2 separate regions of the Homo sapiens genome follow, and region 1 is linked to region 2. A link is a loop called in an ENCODE intact Hi-C map of the cell type or tissue named here. Cell type or tissue: PC-9. All regions are shown on one strand.

Region 1 (2,500 bases), 280 kb after region 2:
AAGTTAAACATAAGTATTTAAGTTTATGAGAGGAGATTGGCGAAGCAGGCATGGGCCAAGTCATTCTAAGTGTTGTGGTAAAATGTTTGGATATTATTCTTTCTCATACGAAGCCACTGAAGGATTTTTGTTTCCTTTTTTTTTTTTTTTTTTCTGAGACGGAGTCTCGCTCTGTCGCCCAGGCTGGAGTGCAGTGGCGCGATCTCAGCTCACTGCAAGCTCCGTCTCCCGGGTTCACGCCATCCTCCTGCCTCAGCCTCCCGAGTAGCTGGGATTACAGTCATGCGCCACCACGCCTGTCTAATTTTGTATTTTTAATAAAGATGGGGTTTCTCCGTGTTGATCAGGCTGGTCTCGAACTCCTGATTTCTGGTGATCCACCCGCCTCGGCCTCCCAAAATACTGGAATTACAGGCGTGAGCCACCGCGCCCGGCCGGCCTAAGATTTTTTTAAGTAAACGATAAAGGAATTTTTTTTTTTTTGAGACGGAGCTTTGCTCTTTTTGCCCAGGCTGGAGTGCAGTGGTGCATTCTCGGCTCACCGCAACCTCCACCTCCCAGGTTCAAGCGATTCTCCTGCTTCAGCCTTCCGCATAGCTGGGATTACAGGCATGCGCCACTACGCCTGGCTAACTTTGTATTTTTAGTAGAGACGGGGTTTCTCCATGTTGGTACCAAAAAGATGTAGCAATTCTGACTCTATATGTAATTTACAATACCTCTTCAGTACATGTAAAGCAAAAATGTCATTGACAGAATTGCAAGAAATTAACAAATCCACAATTACAGTGGCAAATTTTTCTTTACCATATTTCCTACAGAAACAGAAGAAGCTGACATAATATTAATAAGGATACAGAAGATCTGAAAAACATGGTTCACAAGCTTGATTTAATGGATACAGCCAGAATCCTTCACGTAGTGGAGAGTACATGTTTTCTAAGTACATGTTCTCTAAGTAAATGTGAAAAACTTGAAAATTTGACTACGAAGCCAGTCTCAAGTAATACTGAGAAAGTTGATATTATACAGACCACATTTTTTTTTTACCATAATATAATACAACTATGAATCAACAATAAAAAGCCCTGTACCCCACAATAGAGTGACTTTTAGTTTCTGGCTTAAGCAATTAGGTAGATGGTACGTATGTCATTTATTGAGATGGAAAAGACGGAAGAAAAACCATTTTAAGGGAGAGTGGAAATGGGGTCACAGAAAAGATAAATCAGTTTAGAGATGTCTGGCCAACCAACACCTAGCAAGGTATTGGGATAGATTTACCTCAAATAATTCATCAGCCAATAGATTTAATGTGTCTGCTATAACCACACTTCTTTTCTAGGAACCCTTTTTCTATTTTGAGATTTTTGTAAATTTGAGTTTGAAAATTACGAGTTATATTGCCATATTAATTGGTTATGCTGCCACTCAGTGGTAGATTTTAGAATAGCAGATATATCTTTTTTAGGTGAATTCCTATTTTTTTAATTAAAGAAAGCAAAGATTATAAAATAATCTATTTCATTGTTCGAAATATTGCCATTCCTATCTCTACATTATACATTATTTTATGTATCCCAAAATATCAGTAGTATTGCCTTTATATTCAACTATTAATATTGCAAAAGTTTAGATCCCCCCAATGGAAAAAGCTTAACGTACAAAAGTTATTCAAATAGCTAATATTTGTTGTATGCTTAGTATGTTCCAGGCAGTACTGTAAGTTCTTCTTGTTCTTTTTTTTTTCTTTAAGACAGTGTCTCCTTCTGTCGTCCAGGCTGAAGTGCAGCGGCGCGATCTTGGCTCACTGCAACCTCCACTTCCCCAGCTCGAGTGATTCTCCTGCCTCAGCCGCTGGAGTAGCTGGGACTACTAGGCGCGGGCAACCACACTCAGAGAATTTTTGTATGTTTTGTAGAGATGAAATTTCGTCATGTTGTCCAAGCTAGTGGGAGCTAAAATGGTACAATCTTTCACTTCAGGAAGCTAACTTGGTAATATGTATCAAAAGCCTTATTTAATGCACATATCCTTTGGTATAGCAATTTTATTTCTGCAGGTTGATTTTTAAAAATTAATTCAAGATACATATCTATTAGAATGGCCAAAGTCCAGAACATGACAACACCAAATGCTGGTGAGGATGTGGAGCAACAGGAACTCTGGTTCATTGCTGGTGGGAATGCAAAAGGGCACAGCCACTTTGGAAGATAGTTTGACAGCTTCTTACAAAACTAAACATACATCTTACTATATAATCCAACATTTGAACTCTCTGGTGTTTACCAAAAGGAGTTGAAAACTTATGTCCATACAAAGACGTGCACATGGATGTTTATAGCATCTTTTATAATTACCAAAACTTGAAAGCAACTGAGTTGGCCTTCATTAGAGGAATGAATAAACTGTGGTATACCCAGTAAATGAAATATTCATTGCTAAAAAGAAAAAAGCTATCAAGCCATGAAAAGACGTGCAGGAACCTTAAATCCATATT
Region 2 (2,500 bases):
TCTTCGGTTCAATACTCACCCAACACACTCCCATTACTCCTAGAAGAAGAAGAAAAAAAAATCAAGCTCCTTGTCGTGGCCTGCAAGATTCACACCCTGGCCCCAACCCACCTCTCTGACGGCATCTCACACCAGCCTCCCCTCGCTCACTCCTTTCTAACCACACTGGCCTTCACCTGTTCTGCAAAACCTGTTCCTGCCTGAGGATCTTTGCAGGATCTATTTTCTCTGTAAGGAAAGCCTTTCCCCCATATCCTTACATGACAATCTGTGACCTAGGTCTCATCTCAGACGTTAGCTACTCACGGAAATCTTCCTTTTCCATCCTATCCTAAGTTTCTTTCTTTTTTTTTTTTTTTTTTTTTTTTGAGACGGAGTCTCGCTCTGTTGCCCAGGCTGGAGTGCAGTGGCATGATCTCGGCTTACTGCAAGCTCCGCCTCCCGTGTTCACGCCATTCTCCTGCCTCAGCCTCCAGAGTAGCTGGGACTACAGGCGCCCGCCACCACGTCCGGCTAATTTCTTTCTTTTTTTTTTTTTTTTTTTTGTATTGGTAGAGACGGAGTTTCACCGTGTTAGCCAGTATGGTCTCGATCTCCTGAACTCGTGATCCACCCGCCTCGGCCTTCCAAAGTGCAGGGATTACAGGCGTGAGCACCGCGCCCGGCCCATCCTACCCTAAGTTTCTCTCTTGGGTCACTCTCCATCACATTTCTCTGTTTTATTTTCTTCCTAGCAGTTACCACTACTAGTAACTGCCTCATTTATGTATTTGTTTATCATTTATTGCCTGACTGTCCACGCACGCACACGCTGAAATGCACAGTCCGTGGAGCAGGTATCTGTCTTGGCCGCGGCGCCTAGAGCGGCGCCTGGCACGTAGTGGCTCTCAATAAATACTTGTTCAATGAGAGCATACAAAGGACCGGGCTGAGAAAAGAGCCGCGCTTCTCCTGGAGGCCACACGAGGGCACTGCTCCCCTCAGACCGGATTGCTAGGGCCGCTCCCTTAGGCCCAGTGGCTGCAGACCTGCCGGGGCGCAGAGATGGAGATGCCCAGATGGCAGGGAGAGATCCTAAACCCTCAGCCTTGCCCTGGCCCACCGCGGAATGGCCCGGAGAGATGGGGGGTTGGGGAAGAACAACAGGATGGGGAAGGGAGGGCCAATCAGGCTCATCTGAATGTAGGTCAGCCACACCCCACATATTGAATACCAAGAATCCATCCCCTGAGAAAGGGCACCCAGGCCGGCCCTACCCCCAGCCTCGCGTCTGGTCCAAGGAGGTCCCAGGGCAGGAATTAGAAGAGCATGTCACTATATTTCCAGTTGGGGAGGGGTGCTGAGTCTGAGTGAGGAGGTGGTTTCAGTGCCAGGAGGAATAGAAACTGGCCTGCGGACTGAATGGGCCTTGAACCCCTGTGACCACTCCCTTCAAGAATGTGCCCCAACCTTACGGACAAGTGACTCAAAGGAGCCTGAGGGGGATGGGAGCAAGGATTTGGCGTGAGTACCTCCCCCACATGCACATACATACATGTTCCCTTCCCACCCAACTCCTGCCAAAGTTCAGAGTGTCTATCCTTGCCCTTTCTGTGGCCCCAACTACCCTGGCTCACAGTGCTGCCTGGAATAGGGGGCCACCATGCCTCCACCCTCCCCAGGTCTCACTTCCACCTCTGGGCCTGAGTGCCCTGGGCTGGGTAGGCTGGTGAGGGTTGGCCTGTGGGCACCAGTGGTCTCCCAGACAAGGCCCAGGGAAGATGTGCTGTGTGGGTGAGCAGCCCTGTGTGTGGGCGCTGGAAAAAACCCTGACCTAGGAGTTCAAAGACTGGGTTCTCATCCTGGCTTAGTCACAGACTTATTGGATGTCTTTGAGTAAGACCCTTCCCTTCTCCAAGGCTCCATTTTCTTACATGTAAGTGGAGACAGTTGGGGTAGATTATTTCCAAGGTTCAAATCATACTTTCATGCAGTACACTGGACCTTAAGTGAGAGGAAGTGGCCTCAGGAATAGGATGCTTGGCTTGCTCACTTTCGGCAAGTGGAGAAGAGGTTTATCTTTGCTGAATCTAAATTTTCCTTCTTTCTTTCTTCCTTTCTTTTTTTGACACAGGGTCTTACTCTGCCATCCAGGCTGGAGTGCAGTAGCAATCATAGCTCACTGCAACCTCAAACTCCTGGGCTCAAGTGACCCTCCTGCCTCAGCCTCCTAAGTAGCTGGGACTACAGGCACGTGCCACCAAGTCTGGCTAACTTTTAAATATTTTGTAGAGAGGGGCTCATATGTTGCCCAGGCTGGTCTCGAACTCCTGGGTGCAAGCCAATGGCTTCCCATAGTGCTAGGATTACAGGCATGAGCCTCCACACCCAGCCCCTTACAAGGTTTTTAACACTTTAAAAAAACAAAACAAAAAAATCTTATTGGCTGGGCACGGTGGCTCACACCTGTAATCCCAGCACTTCGGGAGGCTGATGCGGATGGATCACTTGAGCTCAGGAG

The links. Hi-C counts contacts between places; a loop is a spot of excess contacts. Peaks named below come from ENCODE experiments on the same cell type or tissue, not always from the same donor. Only the 100,000 strongest peaks of a DNase experiment are listed, where the experiment ranks them.
Region 1: a loop joins it to region 2, with 17 times the contacts of the local background. A loop is called at or near these places in 24 of 110 quality-filtered maps.

Annotation. Positions count from the first base shown.
Region 1 is chr5:140,072,334-140,074,833 of GRCh38, reverse strand. No RefSeq gene overlaps it. Among named protein-coding and RNA genes, the nearest start is that of NRG2, 30 kb to the right of the region's middle. In PC-9, a CTCF peak has its summit at 1,416; no DNase peak of the experiment used is centred here.
Region 2 is chr5:140,356,285-140,358,784 of GRCh38, reverse strand. No RefSeq gene overlaps it. Among named protein-coding and RNA genes, the nearest start is that of SLC4A9, 2.7 kb to the left of the region's middle. In PC-9, CTCF peaks have their summits at 754 and 954 (motif pointing right); a DNase peak (open chromatin) is centred at 954; H3K4me3 peaks cover 350 bases.